Linked DNA regions of Homo sapiens: regions 1 and 3 are each linked to region 2. Evidence: chromatin contacts called from ENCODE Hi-C or POLR2A ChIA-PET data. All regions are on one chromosome and are shown on one strand. Each heading gives the region's core, a stretch centred on a gene start or an enhancer-like site at or near the end of the contact. The rest is flanking DNA. Distances are from core to core; before and after follow the strand shown.

Evidence for each region. A loop is a pair of places that touch in the nucleus more often than their neighbours do. ChIA-PET counts read pairs that join two places held with the same protein, here RNA polymerase II (POLR2A). Pooled maps may share reads with other maps.
Region 1: a loop to region 2 is called in a map with no recorded cell type, with 5 times the contacts of the local background. The contact joins two enhancer-like sites. A Hi-C loop is called at or near these places in 13 of 37 single-sample maps with no recorded cell type and 7 of 50 pooled maps.
Region 3: a loop to region 2 is called in a map of CD14-positive monocyte, with 2.4 times the contacts of the local background. The contact joins two enhancer-like sites. A Hi-C loop is called at or near these places in 4 of 168 maps with a recorded cell type or tissue (CD14-positive monocyte, GM12878, OCI-LY7 and 1 more), 25 of 37 single-sample maps with no recorded cell type and 13 of 50 pooled maps. POLR2A ChIA-PET finds 5 or more read pairs at or near these places in 2 of 52 experiments (OCI-LY7 and activated CD4-positive, alpha-beta memory T cell).

The regions. Positions count from the first base shown.
Region 1 is chr2:8,604,480-8,607,772 of GRCh38, forward strand. It overlaps LOC105373411 (a long non-coding RNA gene), which reads right to left. Exons shown (of 3, transcript XR_001739274.1): 2 at 2,994-3,293. Among named protein-coding and RNA genes, the nearest start is that of LINC01814, 22 kb to the left of the region's middle. Within about 2 kb of position 1,317, at least 4 of the 41 ENCODE cell types and tissues checked have a DNase peak (open chromatin) inside an H3K27ac peak, as active enhancers do.
Region 2 is chr2:8,228,423-8,231,567 of GRCh38, forward strand. All of the region lies in intron 7 of LINC00299 (long intergenic non-protein coding RNA 299), which reads right to left. Among named protein-coding and RNA genes, the nearest start is that of LINC00299, 98 kb to the right of the region's middle. RefSeq lists an enhancer at 1,447-1,626. Within about 2 kb of position 1,334, at least 12 of the 41 ENCODE cell types and tissues checked have a DNase peak (open chromatin) inside an H3K27ac peak, as active enhancers do; they include CD14-positive monocyte, GM12878 and OCI-LY7, where a contact is called at or near this core.
Region 3 is chr2:8,541,918-8,545,477 of GRCh38, forward strand. No RefSeq gene overlaps it. Among named protein-coding and RNA genes, the nearest start is that of LINC01814, 40 kb to the right of the region's middle. RefSeq lists enhancers at 1,477-1,526, 1,537-1,826, 1,801-2,307, 2,308-2,814, 2,477-2,536 and 3 more and a silencer at 3,042-3,336. Within about 2 kb of position 1,379, at least 27 of the 41 ENCODE cell types and tissues checked have a DNase peak (open chromatin) inside an H3K27ac peak, as active enhancers do; they include CD14-positive monocyte, GM12878 and OCI-LY7, where a contact is called at or near this core.

The sequences.
Region 1 (3,293 bases), core at 67-2,566, 380 kb after region 2:
CATCATGGCATTAACCCAACACATTACTCACGTGTTTAATGTAAACAAACCTACTGCGCTACCAGTTGTATAAAAATCTAGCACATAGAATTGTGAATAGTACATAATACTTGATAATGATAATAAATGACTATTATCATAATATAGTATGTTGTACTAATTTATGTACTTACTATATGTTTTATCGTTATTTTAGAGTATACTGCTTCCACCTTTTTTTTTTTTTTTTTGAGACGGAGCCTCGCTCTGTCACCCAGACTGGAGGGCAGTGGTGCAATCTCGGCTCCCTGCAACCTCTGCCTCCCAGGTTCAAGCGATTCTCCTGCCTCAGCCTCCCAAGCAGCTGGGATTTTAGGCACCCGCCACCACGCCCAGCTAATTTTTGTGTTTTTACTAGAGAAAGGGTTTCACCAGGTTGGCCAAGTTGGTCTCAAACTCCTGACCTCAGGTGATCCACCCGCCTCGGCCTCCCAAAGTGCTGGGATTACAGGCCTGAGCCACCGCACCCTGCCTCCTTCTACTTATTAAAAAGCAAAAGTTAACTATAAAACAGCCCCAGGCAGGTCCATCAGGAGATATTTCAGAGGAAGGCATTGCTATCATACCAGATGACAGCTCCATGTGTGTTTCTGCCCCTGAAGACCTTCCAGTGGGACAAGATGTGGAGATGCAAGACAGTGATATTAATGATCCTGACCCTGGGTGGGCCTAGGATAATGTGTGTGTGTTTTAGCTTTTAACAAAAAAGTCAAATTTTTAAAAATTTTTAAATAGAAAAAAAACGTATAGAATAAGGATATAAAATATTTTTGTAGAGCTGTACATTGTGTCTGTGTTTTAAGCTGTTATTACAAAAAAGTCAAAAAGTTGAAAAAATAGAAAGTTTATTAAGTAAAAATGTTACAATAAGCTAAGGTTAATTTATTATTGAAGCAAGAAATTTTTTTTTATAAATTTAACATAGCTGAAGTGTACAGTGTTTACAAAGTCTACAGGAATGTACACTAATATCTAAGCCTTCACACTCACTCACCACTCACTCACTCACTCACCCAAAGCAACTTCCAGTCCTGCAAGCTCCATTCACGGTAAGCATCCTAGATGGGTGTACTAGGTTTTCATCTTTTATGCCATATTCTTACTGGACCTTTTCTATATTTATATAAACACTTATTCATACCATTGTGTGACAATTGCCTAAAGTATTCAGCAAAGTGACATGCTGTTCGGGTTTGAAGACAAGGAGCAATAGGCTACACCACATAGCCCAGGTGTGTAGCGGGCTCTGCCAAAGGTGTGTGTGACTGCTCTGGGACGGCCTCACCATGGCATCACCTAATGATGCATTTCTGAGAACGGATCCCCGTCGTTAAGTGATGCTAACTATACTTACGAGTACATTGTGATGAGTCATTATTTACAGGTCATTTTAAACCCAAACAGTGATTTACAGGGACTCTATCTCCTAGAACTTTTGAATTTCCTACAGACAGTCACAAGAAAAACATTAAGATGAACTTAGAGAACAAGCTGAGTGCTTTCTCCTTGCATTTCATAACAAAAGGCAATGTTCATAGGGGGATTTCAGATAGTGTGTTGATTTAGGGAGAAAAATCACATTGCTTGAAGAATTCAAATCAAACTATAGGTTCAAATACTCTACTACCTAATCAGAGATTTCTATTTACACCCAAATAGGAACGGTCAAACCTGAATTATTATTATTATTTATCATAAACCTAAAGTCCCGGCTTGAGTAATTCATAGGCACAAAGTGTGGCAGCTACAGTCGCCTATATGTCCCGCCAGTCACTAAAACAGGCACAGTTCTTCATCCACACGCCATTTCCTCTCTGCCCTTCTTTGTACCAAAGATCACTGTGTCCAAGAAAAGCATTCTCAGGAGGCCCGAAACTGTGCTGTGGGCAGAAAATCAGCTTTCTGAAACCCTGAAGCTACTACATGTTTGCTCTTGGTTGAAACTGTGCTCTGAAACCTCCCCGTAAAAGCTTCCACTGGGCCTGGGCCCTAGAGAAGGTGATAACATGTGGAGGACTGAGGCTTCTTCAGATGAGGGGAAACAGAGTCTGTGCAGGTAGACGACATCTGCTTCTCCCTAAGGCGCTGGGTTCTAACTCACTCTCCCTTCAGTTTAACCCAGAATGAGTCCCAGGAGCGAAGCCCTTGCTCCAGTCATCTTAACACCAAGATGACAGGGGGAAGATCAGAGGTGGGAGAGACAGTCAGGAGCCCTGTCCAAGAAGTGCCCTTGGTAGAGGGTCCTGCAGACCTTGGACCACCCGGGCATGACACCAGTCAGCGCCCCACAGGCAGCTCTAAAGGCCTGTGTTCTCTCTTGGGATGGGCTGAAACTCGTTGCACTGTCACTTTGCACACAGGTCCAAGCTTTATGCTACAAAGCAGCATGCAGACCAAGCCTGCCTCAAGTTCACGTGAAAGTCCCTCAGATTCATGAATACATCAACCCTGTCTAGGCCATTGCTTCAGGGACACTGAGAACAGATGAAACCAGGGGGTAGAGATTAAAAGACACCAAATTCCAACCTTCATCTTCGTCTCTGAGTCTGTCACTTAGGCCCAGAAAGTTAAATTCTCTGTTGCCCACAAACAAAATACTGAGTACCACTTCCTCCCCAGGATTAAGATGAGAAACGCTTTAAGGGAATCCCCGTAAAGCACAAAGCAAATCCATTTTATTTTAAGAGAGAAATTCCTAGCCGGGTGAGTCCAGGTTTTTGAGCCTCACGGCGACAAAGGCACATGGCAATTGCTTTCTCCACGTTTCTCCTCCCACCTTGCAGATGCCAAGCGTGGGATCCTCTCTCTCCCTGTTTAGCCCTTCCTCGTGTTTCCCAAGGAAGGACCTGCTCAAGCCCCACCGGCAATTGCACCTTGCATAGGAATCACCCGCAAAGGGCTTTGAGAAGGGACTCGGGCGGCAATGATGAACAGAGCACGGGGATGAGCCTCACCTCAGACACCCTCGCAGGGACCTCCAGCAAGTTCCTTCTCCCAGGCATCCTCAGTGTCCTCACCTGTGAAAGGAAAAGGCTGGAACCCATGATCGCTGAGGTCCCGTCTGTCTTGATCTCTTCTGCCCAGCTCTGCCTGCTGTTCGTGAACTCCTCAACCAGGTCTTAGAAGTGCTGAATACTTTAAATGGTAAATCATCTTGATTGCTATCAAAAATGGGTTTGGCCGAGCTGAAGCTTATTACTGGTCCCATGAGGAATTGCCTGGCCAAATGAACAATGATACAGCAGCTTTGTTGA
Region 2 (3,145 bases), core at 84-2,583:
GTGTGCATCTTAGGTATTTGTTACAAAACATGGATCAAAACTATTGCACATGGCAACTGATGTTTTGAGTGTTTTAAAATGTTATTTTTAAGAATGGCAACTTTTAGATATTTAATATTTTGATAATATCTTTCCACTTTTAAATAATTTTTATTTGGCGTATATTTTGTGTTAAAGTTCTCTTAATGTTTTCTATTATGGAATGGTTCTATCAAAAAGAGATCACTCTTGCAGTTATGAAAATATTTCATCTTGTCAGCAATACATCACTTCATAATCATAATAAACCATGCATTTGCTATCATATATTTTGTTTGCAGAAAGTTTCTGAAAGTTTTATCATAGCACTATTAAAAATGATTTACTATTTATTAGTATGATCACTTATAATTAATTTAAAATATTTATATAAAATATTACTAAAAAATAAAGACTAACTTACAATTTCAGGGATTCCCTAGAATTCTCAGGAATTCCAGCTTCTTATTCTCAAGTCCCAAACATTAATATTTCTTGGGAGTGTGAAAACACTACGTACAATGGTGCTTATGTAGATCTTGTAATGTAGATTTTGGCAGACAGAAAGTACAAGTTTCGCCAAGTAACATTATCCAGCATCGTAATAAATGCTAATATGAAAAGGCAAGCAAACTTAATAAGATTTATAAAATGAAAGCCACATTGCTTTGATGATGTGATAACGTAAAGGTAAAATGTCTCTTCCAACTTGTAGTACTTCTTTAGAGCTAACTTTTATTTCACTTAGAAATGTGTGGAAGAGTTAATCCCTATAAATAGTAATAATTATTACTGAAGTAGAAACTTAAATCCTTTGAAATTTAGATTCTAAACTAACATGCATTCTTTAAATCATTTTACACATGGTATCCCTTGATATTGGTGGTGAGAAAAAAGAATGAAAACAAAGAAATAGAAAAGAGGCAGTTCTTATATAATCTCACAGAAAAATAGATTTCCTTGAAAACAGTTTTTGGAGAGAAGCCTTGGGTCTGAAATAATTCAATAAAATAAACATCCTCTGAGCTATTCCTAATTTATCTTTACTTGATGGTGGTTGCAGATTGGATTCTCCAGGAAGCAGATGCCCAGATGGAGGTTGAGAGTCGATTCGCTTTGTTAGAGACCGACACCTATTAAGCAAGAAAAGGGAGGACGCAGGATTGGGCAGGGTAGCTGGCAGAGAGCAACGACAAATGATGAAACAAAGTCTCTGCCAGGGAGATCCAAGGCTAAGGTTGTCTTTGAGAAGTCCCATGTGGGGCAGAGTCGGTTCTTTCTTGTTACCACAACTTTGCAGGGGCAACCGGTAGGGCCGCCCTGAGAACAGCATGACTCAGCAAAGCTGAGGCAAACCTCCAAGCAGCTGCAGCTGGAGACTATGAGTTAGCCACACTCTACGCCTCAGGAAGCAGGTCCTTTTCTTTCTCTTTCTTTCTTTTTCTTTCTTTCTTTCTTTTTTTTTAATTTGAGATCTTGCTCTGTCACCAGGCTAGAGTATAATGGCGCAATCATAGCTCACTGCAGCCTCAACTTCCAGGGCTCAAGTAATCCTCCCACCTCAGCCTCCTAAGTAGCTGGGACTACAAGTGTAAGCCACCATGCCCAGCTAATTTTAAAATTTAGCTATCTCACTGTGTTGCCCATTCTGGTCCTAAACTCCTGGGCTGAAGCAATCCTCCCATCTAGGTCTTCCAAAGTACTGAGATTATAGGTGTGAGCCACCGTGCCTAGCCAGCAAGTCCATTTTTTAAAGGGAATCTGAACAGCACATCTCTGCATCTGCCAGACAGTAAATAAGACCAAAAAGGCAACAACAAAAGGGGTCTTATGTTCTTCCTCATGAACAACAGAACCTCAGTAACCACTTGAAAAGTTCTTTAACAAGTATAATGTATATAGAAACTTTTTAGGAATTAGAACTACTTTTGATATGTGTGTCATAATAAAATAGTAGCAAATTGAAGTATAAATTATATTCTGGGATATTGATGGATTCCAATATATGTAAATTTCTTACTAAACCAGAAAAGTATAGGAATGTTGGCACTAGATTACTGACATTAATTGGTGTGCAGCAAATAAAACTATATATTTTCTCCATCTCTTCCTGGGGTCACCTTGTATTTGCAAAGGCTCACAATGAGATAATAGGCCAGATTTGTAAAAGGTACTCTCCGTTTTGGCCCAGGCAATTAAACAGAAACACAAAAACTGCCCCCACAATTGCCTAATTGCAGGTGCAATCAGTAACTGGCAGGTGCAATTAGACAGGAACCTCATTCAGGAGCTGTGAGTGACAGATTAGTCAATTATTCAATAGTAGACACAATGATTTTCACATGCAGTTTTGTATTCAAAGCTACTCATAGACTTTAAAATTGATAAATGATGGGTAAGACTCATGAAAAAAGTCTTTCCCAAACTAATTGTCTATCATTACCAAAGAAGAGACTGATTTGATTCTTGACCTCATCTATGAACTTGAGTCAACAAAAGAGAACAGTCCAATCCCTGGCTTAACCCAAATTTCTTAAGAATCCTTTGAAGAATGAGAAATTCAGGATCGTCTTAGACCTTCTAAGGCCTCTCCTCACCTTAGCAGATCTTTAATACTCTTTCTGTCAAAGCACATGACATTGGAGTCAATCTAAAACTTGCCCTGCATGAATCATTTATTCAGCAAAAATTGTGAAGAACCATCTCTGTATCAGGGACTGAGATATGAGTGATAGGACATGATCTCTGCCAAGAGGTAATGAGATGCAATAATTGAAGAGATGTGAGGGCAGAGACAGAAGAGAAGGAACCCCACCCCGCCTAGAGTAGACTGGCAGACTCCATGGGATAGGAGCAGGCATTGGACAGAGTCAAACAACAGGCTTCAATGCAAAGGGGTATATATTTATGTGAGAGTATAATCACCTGTCAATCATCAGGGATAAAATGCCATCTAATAATAGCATATTCCGTTTCACAAATTAAAATGAATAATTCTTCTTTAAAAGGATGATTCTACTACATTGATTAGGGTAAACTAAACGCTTTACTAAATATACCTAAACATAGTTTTGACTCAAATGCCACAGAAATCCATTTAACAAGATAATAGATTTCAAGTCAAATA
Region 3 (3,560 bases), core at 129-2,628, 310 kb after region 2:
GCTCCCTGTGATCTGCTGCTTCCCTCTCCAGTGGTTTTTATCTTTGAACAGAGCAAATCCTGGCTCCACTCAGACCTGCTCCGTGAGAGCCGAATGCAGTCACTGCACCTGGTCGGGGCTGAGGAGCTTCTCAGCCATTCCAACAAGGCCTGGTCATCGAAAAGCCATGATTTTCTTGCATTCTGGGCCTTGTGACTTCTTGAGACGGGAAAAATGAAGCGCTGTTCCACGATTTTGTTCTCAATCTAAAGGACCATTGCTTTGGAAAGTGGTCAGATTCTGCTTTTGGTTGATTTTAGGATCCAAAACTATGGCGATGGGAAAAAGGAAATGCATTTTAGGATTTCAGGTATTGTCTAAAATTTGCACATGATTATATCCTGCAATCTTAATGGTTCATGCGTCTCATGCTCAACCAAGAGCCTCTGCTGGCCTAAATGATCAAAGCATTTCCAGGAATTATTCAAGAAAAAAAAATCTGCTCCCGTCACTCACCGGCTGAAACCCCCTCAGTGGCTCCCACTGCCCTCAGATGCAGTCACCCTCCTTACTGAGCTTAGTGAGGGCTGCACTAAGCACTTTGCATTATTCTCTCATTGAAGTATCACAACAATCACAAAAGGAACTATCATTAAACCCATTGCATGGATGAGAAAACTGATCCTTAGAGAGGTCAGGGACTGGTTCAAGCTGACTGTGCTGTACAGTGTCAGAGCAGGGATGACCCCAAACCCACCAAGGCCATTCTTAGCACCCGCAATCTCCATGACCATCTCCTAACTCTCTCCCTCCCCCTCATCTATTTCCTACCCATGGATGAAACTGTTTGTGTCTCACCTACTACTACAGTGAGCCCCTTCTGCTTACCTCCCTGGGCCCCAGGCTGGCCCCACTGGGTGCTCCTGGCAGCAAAGTCCATGTCTGATTAGGGAACTTCTTATTAGGAGGCTTCCTTGTTTGCTTTACCCACCTTCTCCAGACTGGGACCCCTGGAGACAGAGCCCTTAGCTCCCGAGGCCAGGTGGTCCCTTGCTGTGCCCAGCACAGATCCTGGTGCCTGGGAGGAAGGCAGTAAATCTGTGTGAAGTGGGTCATTTCATTCTGCATTGGAGGATCATTTTCATGCTCCATAACCCACGGCTATCAATAAAATTAATATTAGCTTCCAGTAAAGTCTAGAGAGGTGCTTCTCACACTAGAGTAGGCAACAGGGCCACCCGGAGAGTCAGGTAAAACTCGGAGGCGCTGGCTCCAGAGGCCCAGACAGGTGAGGCTGTGTGGCTGGTCCTGCCCCCGCCTCTGAGGGGCACTGCTCGGCAGCCAGCAGCCCACCCCTGAGTGCAACACTCAGCAACCAAAGGCACCTGGCTGGGCGATGACTGACAGTGAGGCAGCTCCAAAACTCCCTTCCACAGCATTTACAAAACAGACACAAAGTTTTCTATTTGGAGGAGTCATTTGCTGCAATGGGGGTTTTCCCTTCGTTTTTGGAAATGCCATGAAATAAAATGTTAAGTGTGACTCCAGTATCCTAATCTGAGGCACAGACAACTCACCGCAGTTACACCTCAGAGAAAACATGGGGCTCCCCGGGAGAGGGGCCTCACTCAGCCTGGAGTTATGTTCTGACTTCTCAAAACATGAAACCATTTATATTGGCTCTGGCACATTCAAAAAAAAAAAATTCCCTTATGTCACATGCACGCGCGCGTGCACAGAGATCAGCTTTCGGTTCACAATGAGTGTGCCCCTGGGTCTTTTCTGTGTCTCACTCATTGAAGCCTGGGGGACCAGGCCCTGGGGGACCGACGGGGTGCCTCCGTCTGTGCTCCTTGTCCCTGTTGGCCAGAGCTGGTGAATCACCCGGCCCCAGCAGCCTGCGTCCTTTCCCAATTACCGTAGCTGTCAGAGCTGACTAAAAAACCAGTAGCAGCTGGCAGGAAATGGGTAAGAAAACTGACCACAGATAAACTGTAGGACTCTACAGAGCAGTGGCAGATAGACTCGGGGACAGGAAGTGGAGCTGTTAAGACTCGGCCCTCGCCTGCTCCCGGGCACCTCAGGGCCATCGAAGGGCGCGTGCACCTGAGATGCTGCGGTGCTCGCGTCACGCAATGACCCCGCAGCAGGCACCAGCCACGGCCCCCGAAGGGAAAGAAGCAGTCAGGAGTGGCGGAGAAGCACCCCCAAAAGCCCAGGCCTTTGAGACTCCTGCAAAGGCAGTGGTTCTGCTAGTCCAGGGGTGATGGAATCGCAGCCGGCAGAGCCTGCGCTGTTGAGGTCAAATGACCTGCTGGCCGTGCATTGCCTCACCCGGCTCCCTGAAGCCAAAATGACCAGCTCTCAGGCAGGGAGAGGCCACCACACATTGAGAACAGTGCTGGTGTTGAGGTGGGGAGGCGCTTCTCTGTGGAGTTACAGGTCCAGCGTTTTCAATACTCCCACCGCGTTTCAGCCAATGCCAAGGGCGGGCCCTTCAGAATCCCTAGTGAGGAGAAAGTATCAGCCAGGTGGCATGCTGGATCCTTCCATGCATCATCCCACTCCTGTTCACATACCCTAGGAGGCAGCTAAGACTATCCCCATTTTACGGATGTGCAAAGGGAGGCTCAGGATTAAATAGGCCTGGCCCTGGGTTCCACCACCTATCCACCTATGAGGGGCAGAGCCCAGATTCAAAGTCTGACTGGGGTCTCTGCCCCGACGACCTCTGCTCACAGCGTGCCGCTAGGTGCTGAGATGGGAAGAGGAGAGAAGGGGTCAGAGGAGAGAGGGGGAGTGAGCACAGTGGAGGAGGCTTGCCTGGGCCCTGATGCTTCACCCAGAAAGAAAATGGGGTGGTCAGTGTTTAATCGCATCTTCCCAGTGGCCCAAGCTGCATGTCCACCCAGGACACCATCCCAAGCAGCCCAGCAAGGGGGACCCACCCTCTCTGCACCAAGGCAGACCCAAGGTGCTTCCAGGGGCAGCCAGAACAGGGTGGCTTCTGTGTGGCCTGCTGTGGGACAAGCTGCTGTGACAAGAAGCAGCATCTGCTATTGAACTTGTGACCCAGGCCTTGGTCCCTCACAGGGAGCAGGGCACAGCTGGGACAGAGGGTGAGGGTCCCCTTCCCATCTCTCGGAGGTGGCAGAGTGCACCTGCTCCACGGAGCGTGCGCAGCCCCCTCTGCTGGCGCCCGGTCCAGCTCTCGGGTGAGCTAGACGGGAGTTCAGCTGGGCGTGACTCACCCCTGTTCCTGGAACTGTCTGAAGGCGGGGAGGATGCTGTGGGTAGGCTCTAACTGTATCATCTGGGCTGGGGCCGGTAGCAGATGGTCCTTATAAAAAAAAAAAAAAAGTACTTCCATGTGGGCTTAAAATAGCGCAGCACTCACCATCAGCTGAATGGGGAAATGTACGAGCCAGTCTTTCACGTGGGAGTGGGCACTGCAGGCTGGAGGTTGGGACAAGGGGCCCAGACACCAGCCACAGCGGCCAAGCCCAGGAGGTGGAGAGGAGACGCCTCAGCACCCACGTCGTGCCTGGCCTAGACCAGGCAGGTGGCAGATACGGGCCCAA